Linked DNA regions of Mus musculus: region 1 is linked to region 2. Evidence: chromatin loops called from intact Hi-C (ENCODE). Cell type or tissue: heart. All regions are shown on one strand.

The links. Hi-C counts contacts between places; a loop is a spot of excess contacts. Peaks named below come from ENCODE experiments on the same cell type or tissue, not always from the same donor. Only the 100,000 strongest peaks of a DNase experiment are listed, where the experiment ranks them.
Region 1: it touches region 2 in a loop (3-fold over the local background); 5 of 42 quality-filtered maps call a loop at or near these places.

The regions. Positions count from the first base shown.
Region 1 is chr15:31,340,435-31,345,434 of GRCm38, forward strand. The region is part of intron 1 of Ankrd33b (ankyrin repeat domain 33B); the gene reads right to left. Among named protein-coding and RNA genes, the nearest start is that of Ankrd33b, 25 kb to the right of the region's middle. In heart, no CTCF peak of the experiment used is centred here; DNase peaks (open chromatin) are centred at 1,737 and 2,227.
Region 2 is chr15:31,416,647-31,421,646 of GRCm38, forward strand. No RefSeq gene overlaps it. Among named protein-coding and RNA genes, the nearest start is that of Gm41286, 10 kb to the left of the region's middle. In heart, CTCF peaks have their summits at 2,596 (motif pointing left) and 2,796; DNase peaks (open chromatin) are centred at 1,105 and 1,585; H3K4me3 peaks cover 1,077 bases; H3K27ac peaks cover 1,044 bases.

The sequences.
Region 1 (5,000 bases), 76 kb before region 2:
AGATCAAATTCAGAGACTGAGCTACCTCTAAAGCTCTGACGACTGTGCTTCATACATCCTTTTACTAGCAAAAAAGAATTTTTTGGTAAAACAGGATGTTCTGTTATGGTTGTTTTTACTTGCACCACAAGACCACCTCGGCTTTCAGGAACACAATATGTGGTTCCGGTACACCACCTGACAACTCATTTTCAGAGGGCATACCTACGCTCGGAGTGTACTGCCAAACCTGTTGAAAATCATCCAGCTGCTAGAATGTACACGCTCTGCCATACCACACATTAGTGACACCTTCACAAAGCACTGTTAACATAACACAGGGTAGGGCAGACCAAGCACTGCAGTGCTGGAGGGCAGGGCCACAAGCTGGAGCTAAGAGCACTGTAGCCACTGAATGAGAAAGCAGCATCTCCCCAGGGTGGAAAGAAAGCAACTACAGGGAGAGAAGCATGAGGGAGTGAGCAAGGCTGAGGAGAAGCAGAAAGATCTACCTCTGATTGGGCGCCTGAAGAAGGAAACACTGTGTGTGTGTGGGGGGGGGGGGGGAGTTTAGGACTCTTTGTAATACAGCAAGGTACAGAAAGCCAAAACCATTTAGAACAATACCCATGTGCACGCTCAACATATATCAATTGGAAGGATAGGTTCATATTAGCACCAAGCTGAGGTTCGGGTTCATGACTGCAAGTGTAATTACTTGCAAAGGATGCTGGGATTACAACTGCACTCATAACGAAGTCATCCTATTGCTTTGGTGTGTTTTCTTCCTTGCCTGGAACAGATTGTCCAGCTATTCCAGGAACAATAGATGCCTCGGGGACAACCAAGCCGGAGTCACCAACTCCTGAGCCAGCCGGCCACAGCAGCTCTGCCGAGCCCTACATTTAATTCTCTAAGAAAACCCTTCCCCCTCCAAGAAGGTGCTCCTCGCCTCCCAGCTATTCAGCTTTAGACAGGACATCATTCATTCAAGAGGAAAGCGCTGGTGACTTCCAGAGTCAGAATCATCCAGAAGGCTGTGACCAGAAAAGACAGGGGAGTGTCAGCGTAGGGACTCACAAGTGATGGTCCATTCTCAGGAAAGCATGCAGATCCCTGAGGGAGGCTCAGCACACCCTGCCACACAGTATTCTGAGCCTTGATCCCTCTCCTTCAGCTATTACTATCTAAAACAGAATGAATTGCACACCCCAAAAAGACATTTGCAGTGAGTAGGGTGTAACGACACAAATGGCAGCCTTAGGCTTGGAGAAGCAAATGCAGGAGGGTTCCAAGTTCGAGGCTAACATGGGCTTTCTGACGAGATGCTGTTTCAAAATAGAGATTCATACAGGGTGGGGGCGCATCTTAATTCTTGGTGTATATGAATGTGATCTTATTTGGAAATAGTACACTTGTGGATAAAAATCTAAAGATCTTAAGGGGCCACCCAGGAGACAGAGAAAAGAGTACATGAAAATGGGGGTTATGCTTAGAGCAATATCATTATACACCCAGGAGTGCCTGGCTATGCGAGGGACAAGAAGAGGCACAAAAGCCACACATCAGAGACAGGGAGCATGGCTCTGCCATCTCCTGGATTCCTGACTTCCAGACTTCTGAACTGTGGGAGTAGGACCCATCCAGTCTGAAACCAGCACCCCTCCCCAACCCAGCACAAGGCCAGTACTGCCTTCTGACTTCCTCCCCTGACTCCCATCATGCTCAGGGTGTCACCCTTGCCCCATTTCCCACTTAGGAAACACCCATTCCAGACCATGGCTCAGCTCCTGCTGCTGAGTCCCCCATTGTAGCTTAGGCCTTCTCTATAGCCCCTCCCATTCAAGGACCAGGACTCAGGTCTCAGGAAACTGACTCACTGGTGATGAGCAGCTCTCATGTGGTTCACAGGGGTGACAGCCGGGTGACAATGACAGGTAATTTGTCTAGATGTCCCCTCCAAGAACAAAGCTGTCAGACCAAATGGTGAGTGACTACCTCAGAACTATGGGGGGGGGGGGGTTCCCTTCTCAGTGGGAGCAGCAGTTCTCTTCCCTGTGGCCTGCAAACTCTGTTTCTCATGCCTCAGTGAGGGAGGGCACGTCTAACGACAGCAGTTTTGAAAAGCAATTTCAATCCTGTGTTTATAAGTCCTTTCAGTGCAGTAACTCATGCGCACGAGCTCTGGAAGATCTTGGGGAGTCACAGGGAATGTGAGGGCTCCTGACGTCCCTAGAGATGGTTCTTCTATTGAGCAATGTAAGGCAGGAAGCCAAAAAGAATGACTTCTTGGCAGAAAATGAGGAGACAGGAAAGGAGTTCACACAACCGGATTCTAGGAACCCAGAGCGGCTAAGACTGGGTGAGATCAGCACGGGGAGCACACAGAGTGGGTACAGATGACTTCATAGGACTGCTGGCACAACTGCTGGTAGTCTGTCAGAGTCAGGTGTGTGCCAGGGTGGAGGGTGACTGGAGGAGGCAGCAGGGGATAGAATCTGGGGTCTCAAGGTGAGTAAGATGGGGGGCCTGAGCTGGAGACACAAGGGAGTTGAGAGACTGGCCCAGAAAGAAGCCAGGAATCCCAACTCTTTCAAGAGCATTAACTGAGTGGACACACCTGCTCCCTGAGTACCCTGGTAAAGCTATTGGGGAGTAACTGAGACTTCCCTCGCTGCAAACCTGGAGGCAGGTGTGTTTCTCTCATTATCTCACAGGGCTGCATCTGACAGCTGCTTTTACTCTTTCTTTGTATCAATATGCAGATTCCAAGCTTTGTAAAAAGATCTTGTGAGAGAGAAAGTGATTTAGACCCTAGGAATTTTACTAAGTTTCTAGTAGACATCCAAAACATTGTACCCTGTTTCTTTAATCAAAGACATTTCTTTTTCCTCGTGGGTAATATAAATATCAAACCCAAGTAGATATAAACTGATCAGCTCAAATATATAGAAGGATATCAGTTATGCATAAAATAAACCAAAAAAGATGAACACTAGTTATACACACACGCGCACACACACACACACACACACACACACACACACAAACAGCAATTTACTTGACAGGTATAAAGAAAGAAAGGGGCCATCCTGCAGCTTCCATCCCTGGAGGGAAGTGGGGTCCTGTCAGCCTCAGTCGCACCCCATCAGTGGCACCTGTTGTAAAAGTAGGTATTTGTTTGGCACACTTGCAAAACCTAAAATAAAATCTGACTGTGCCATGCAGGCCTGTACTGAAAGCCCTTGTCATTTGGGTACCTTTTCTTCTTCCAGCGACCGGAAGGCTGGGTGAGCTCATACCAAGAGGGACAATGCAGCTGACTAAGCAAACACACAGAGCAAACACTTTGCAAATGTTTGCTGCTGCTTTAAACCGACTAAAGGAAAATGAAGAGGAGGCCATGGGGCAATGCACAGCAGCAGGGATTCCAGGGTTCAGCGGCTTAAAGGGCTTGCTGCCAAGTCTGCTGACCTGAGTTGTCCTCTGACCTTCACCTAAGCGCCATGACTAGCACACACACGTGCACACAGTAAATAAACAAATCTTTAAAGAGATGCCACAACAAGATCAGGAAGAAGCCATCCCAGAGCTTAGGATTCTAGATGTAGCGCTGGGAGGCAGCGGGGCTCAGGAAGTTCCAGGCCAATCGTTTAAGCTAAGATCCTCACGATGTAGAGAATTTTATGCAAGAATCATTCACCCACAAGCAGACAGTAGAAGAACGCTTGCCGTCTGTGACTTACTGAGAGACCCTTGTCACCTCCTTCCGGCTGCTCAGAGTCACCTTGGCTGCAGCTGCAACACTTAGTGCGCTTGCCCCTTAGATCCCTCTAGACTCAGATGCATGGAGGTTGATCATATGCCTCAGAGTATTGGTTCCTAATACCTGGAGCAGTGCCTAAAGGAAGCTGCCAGGGTGGGGCTGGGGAACACTAGTTTTGCTTTTTGTTTTGTAAAGAATAATAAGTTAATAAATAGCTAAGGCTTCACCACCAAAAACGGATAAAGACGGAGTAAAAAGATAGGCCGAGATAGCGTAAAACAAGTCACCACACTGAAAGAAGAGTGATCCTGTCTCACCAGGTGACGCTTCACCAAGTCAATTCTGCGTTACAACAACAGTACAAAATGACAACACAAATTTACTCATTTTCAGTTTGTGAAATCAAACTAGAAAGTTGAGATCATAGTATAGTTACAAAGTCAAGAAAATGCCATTAATCTTGTCTGCAGAAAGAATTGAAGACAGAAGGAGAAGTGGGTAGTGAGGGGGCTGGGGGCGCGAGGAAAAGCTGAGAAACAAGAGCCAGAAGTGAAAGGTATGGAGCTGAGGTCAAAATAAAACAGGCAAGGGTGGGCATGGTGGTAGACATCTACAATCTGAGGCCAGCGGAGCTCAAGTTTGAGGCCAACCTGGGCTACAGAGTGAAAACCTGTTCCAAATACGCAAGCACGCAAGCACGCAGGCACCCACGTACGCACCTACGCACTCACGCAAGCACGCACGCACGCAAGCATGCCCGCCATACAAGGAATGAGAATAATACATGCAAATGATGCAGATGGCTGGCTAGGTCTGACTCAAAAGGAGGAAAATGAGGGATAGGAACAAAAATCTCCATCTGCCACAACAGTGAGTCGTGAACATCACCCTGAACTGATAAATCAAGACTCATCATGAGTGAGCAAGTTCCCAGCCAGAAGAGCGCCGGTCCCGGCCAGATGGAATGAAAGTGGAAGCGAATAGGGTGGAAAGTGATCCATCACTCTGGGCAGCCGCCAGGCAAGCGGTCTGGGGAGAAAACCACCACAATTCGTTGCAAGCTCTCGGGCTTCTAAATGGTTTTCTAAATGTGTGTGTCTGATACTTCAGCAAAATAAGAGCGGAAAACAAAACACGGGAGTGAGAATACAAATCATGGGGATACAGGTAGAGCAGACGAACCAGAGATAACCCTTTGTCCTTAGCAGTTAAGCATTAAAGAAATGCCAGGATAATGGAAAGAATACACAAACAA
Region 2 (5,000 bases):
TGTAAAAGCTGCTTACATGGGAAATCCAGAGCAAGTTCTCTTAAAAGCAGTTGAAACAGACAGGCACACAGTAGGATAGCAATCTTAAGCCATGAGTGACCTTAAGGTGTGTTATTAACTCTAGCTGTGAGGTCCAGCAAAAGTTCCAGTCTTCTAGAAAGTAAGAAATGTTCTTCTCGTGACGTGTTGCTGCAGTAACATCCCTGGTCAGAGGAAAAGGTCCTGAGTAATGTTTCTGGCCCCCGAGGAAAGACACTACGTTCTGAATACTTAGGTCATTAATAGCTAAAGAAACCTTCTAAGATGACTATCGGGCCAAAGAATTCAAGTAGAGAGCAATGGTATACTCCTGCCCTCTCATTTAAATAACAAATGGGTCTGTCAATCACCTGGACAGGAAAAGAGTCTTCAGAAAAGCTGTCTGTTTTAGGGATTTTAAGAAATAGTTTAATGACGCCCTAAAATGTAGGCAGGCACAGTGGTGTATCTGTCCATTGTCTAAGCCTTTGCTTTGTGTTGTCGCAAGCCCCAAGTTCCCCGTGGACCTCATATGAATTCTTTCAGTGAAGATTACAAAGACCAGAGATGTCTAGGAAGTCTAGAGCAAAATCTCCATGAGAATGGCGACAGAATCTTGGTCATCTAAGGACCAGCTACAGTCTCCAGCAACTAAAGCATTGTTTGGCATGGGAAACAGGGGATGGGGAGGAACCAGTGTCCATCCTCATTGCTAGCTTAAGCCGGCATGTGGGTCCACAAGGAAGCCTGTTCCCCTCCACTCTCTCAGGCACCCAAAGTGGGACCCCCACTGGGATAAGTGAGATCCCAGAACCAACTGAAAGAAGATATGCTCTCACCTCCTATGGCTCCAACACAAGTTCTCTGTGTGTCCACAGTGTGAACTCAAGAGCTAGGACTGGCCCAGGCTCAAGCAGATCTCCCTGCCAGGCTGGCTCACCCACCCCCTCCCCTGTGAGTCTCACTGTAACCATGTGGGTCGGCCATCTTGCTGGCGTCCATGCTCCTGGCTGACGGATTTTTATCTTGTCTGTCCTCCAGCCTGGTTGACTCTAAACTCTACTCCACGCCTGCAAAATCGATCTGCATCCTCCCCCACCCCCCACCCCCGCTAAGACCCCTTGGACCCACCACAGGGGGAGGAGCTTACAGAGATAGCTGCAGAGTCTGCCTCTCCCCTCATCCCTCCACAGAGCCCTGCTCTTTTCTCTCCCAGCAGGAGAGTGCGGGCTGCCTAGGAACAAACCCTGTAGTTTGGAAGTCGAGCAGTGCTCTTTTGGTTTATTTATCTTCCTGAAGCTTTGTCTATTTTGGGTCTCACATATTCTGAGAAGGCTTGAGCTGTTACCCTTGCTCAGGGTGGGGTAGGAGTGCTTGTCTTAAGCCAAGTTGAGAAACATTTCTCAGGCTTTCGTAGGCTCGCCCAGCACCAGGGCAGTCTCACCTGGCTGCCTGCCGAGTAATCGCTGCAGACCATCTGGGCCAGGCCCTCCCCACGGCCATATCTGTTGTTCTCAAAAAAGAAAGAACACTTCCCTTTCCTGTAGAGAAGTTCTGTTCTGGGTAGAGCAGGGCTTCTCCTCACAGCATGCCATCGCCCGCTCCATCACTCCACCCAAGTCGCACGGCAGTCATGTGATCCAGGCCCGCCTGTGTCATGGCATACTTGTTCCTGACAGGACTGATTGCTCCAGTGTGCACATGTGGCTGAAGCTAGCCCACTCGTGCTCTGTGGAGCTGCTCACGTTGAGTCCGAATGGAGTCTGAGGGATTTGTAAACTCAGTAAGTACACCCCGTCTCAGGCTGTACCAGCCTGATTTTCTACTATTCAGAGGTTTCCTGAACACCGGCGGAAGGAGCAGTGCCCACCTCAGACAAGCCCCAGATCAAAGTCGGAGCCTGAGGAAGTCTTCACTTCCTTCTGAAGCCTGTTCCAGTCCTAAAGGCCCCAGACTTGGAGCTCCGCGGAGTCCTACATCATTCTGCTCTCAGTCTGAACTGCTTTGAACTTGATTTGTCATTTGTCACTAAAAAGGTTCTAAAAGATCCCCATCCTGGAAGTCTTTCAGTGGCTGCCATGGTGGAGTCAGCATCTTAGCCTCTCAATGTAGCTCCAAGCCCCGCGTTTCCTCAGTGGAAACAGAGCTCCTGCCCTTGATCTTCAAAGGTGCAGGTTCCTGCTGGGCTCTTCCCGCCCCTTGCTCCCTCTGGATGCCGCTGCAGCTGGGCAGCTGCACTATTCCGTGTGAGTCAGGCAATCAGCTGCCTCTGTTTTCATCGCTTCATCGTCAGCCTGGGAGCCTCTAGTTAAAGCAGTTTTGCAACCCAGAATGTCTCTGATTAATAATATTCACAGAGCCTTCAAACTCACCTGGAGGCTTGTGAACTCAGTGTCTGTGAACATACGGTGCTGTAGTAAAGGTGGAGTTAAAAAAAAAATCGTCAGAAGGCAGTGGCTGGAGACGGTTCAGTAGGTTTCAAAAGGAATACTTACTCCTTTTGCAGAGGACTAGACTTAGTTCCTGACACCCACAACAGGCAGTTCACAGCTCCATCTCCGTGGGATATGATGCCCTCTGCTGGCCGCCATGGCCAACTGCACGTATGCAAGCCCACATATGCGCGCGGCACACACAGACACACAATTTAAAAACTAAAAAAAAAAAAAAAGAAGAAGAAGGAGAAGGAGAAGAAGAAGAAAAAGAAAACAGACCTAAAAAAAAAATCTTTTCAGAAGTGGAAGGATGCTGAGCAATTTGTATAGAGGCAACACTGAACTGCTTCAATCTCTGCTCACTTGACATCATACTAGCATAGCATCATGCATATGCTAGTATTTCTCTTTTTTAATAAAATATTTTATTTATTATTATAAATAAGTACACTGTAGCTGTCTTCAGACACACCAGAAGAGGGCATCAGATCTCATTACAGATGGTTGTAAGCCACCATGTGGTTGCTGGGATTTGAACTCAGGACCTTCGGAAGAGCAGTCAGTGCTCTTAACCACTGAGCCATCTCTCCAGCCCGCTAGTATTTCTAAAACAGTAGAATCTGGCAAAGTTTTTTTTTTTCAAAACATCTTTTAAGCCACATTTTCAACAGTTTTTTTTCAGTATATTTATTACTTAAAAACTTAATTTTTATAAAATGTAAGTGAACTGCAGCAACATTTTACCACATTGGGAAAAATAAAAATAAAAGCAAATAATACATTAATAATAAAATAAAAAAAAGTAAAAACAATAATTCCAGCTGGGCAATTGTGGCACACACTTTTAATCCCAGCACTTAGAAGGCAGAGGCAGGTGGATCTTGTGAGTTCAAAGCCAGCCTGGTCTACAGAGCAAGAGCTAGGACAGCCAGGGCTACACAGAGAAATCCTGTCTCAAAAAACCAGTAATAATAATAATTCCATTGATAATTTTAAAGGAAAATCCTGACCAGCCCAAGCAATCCTAAAGAGAAAGATTGCAGCTAGAGGTATCACAAAACCTGACTTCAAGTTGTATTACAGTGCTGTAGGGTCGATGCTAGCCTGGTCTTGGCATTGAAAACAGGTCAACCAATGGAACAGTTTGCATTGCCCTGACTACTAGGGATGTTGAACACTTTGAAGAATAGTTATTGGCTATTTTTACTTCTTCGTGTTTTGCATTTGCTCCTTTGTTGATCTGTAGTATTGTTCCCTTCATGTTTGGGCTAGGGCTGTTTGTTCTGCCTGTTAGCCCTCTGTCTGAAGTACAGATATCAAGAGACTCCTATCCTAGGCTGTGGGTTCTACTGATCATTTCTTCTGCTATGCAGAGAACTTTTAAGGCAAGGCAGTCTCACCTGCTGCTTCTTGGAGCTATTTTGAGATACCAGCTAACTCCAGTCAAAATGGCTATTGTCAAGAAGTCTGACAACAAATGACAGAGAGGGTATGGAGGGGAAGAAACCTTTACTTATTGGTGCTGGGAGTACCCACTACTACAGAAATACAGAAGTCAGTTTGGAGATTGCTCAAAAAAGTTAAAAACAGAACTACCACATGGACACAGCCATTCCATACCCTACTGTAGAGGTATTGGCACATTCATGTTTATTGCTGCTGTAGTAACAAGAGCAAGAAATGGAACCAGAAAGATATCCATCAAGAGATGAATAGATAATAGAAATGTACATGTACACATTGGGATAGCACCCAACTGTGTATACTCAACTATGAAAAACAATGAAGTCGTGAAACTGCTAGGAGGAATGAGTGGACCTAGGAAGGATAACGTAAGTGAGGTGACCTACACTCAGAAAGACAAAAATCCCATGCTCTCCCTCATAGGCAGAGCCTAGCCTGTAATGTATACACATAGCTGAGAAAATGGGTATAAGTCTAACTACTTAGAAAGGAGGCCAGTATTGGCAGTATTAGATGATGAGTGTAGGATACATGACTCACGAATGGGATACCAAGCTAATGTGTTCTCTTTTCTACTCCATTATACATGTTTCTCCTTCGTGGTAATCATGTGGGAGTCAGACTTGAACTGATAGCAAGAATCCAGAACACACTGGGAAAGGCACACATCTTTGAAATTGCAAAACCTGCCCCCCCGTGACACGTGTCCTCCAGCAAGTCCATAACTCCTAAACCTATCCAAATATTGCTGTGAACCAGGGGCCCAGTGTCTGAATGCCCAAGAGTATGGGGACAACTCTTTAACACCACCACACCCTCTGACAGGCCAGCTGGACTTTAATAGATGCTTCCACTACTGTCATCTAAATGGACTGCTCTAGGCTTGCAAGTCAGATACCAAGAAAGAGAAACCGTTCAACTATGCAAGGAGACTCAATGTTCCTCGTGCTGATTTAAACATTATTTAATGTTATATTTATTGATTGATTGTGTGCATGTGTGTTCCCATACCTCAGCATGTGTGTGGAGGTCAGGGGACAACTCAGGAGTCTGGGCTCTTCTTCCACCACGTGGGTTCCAGGA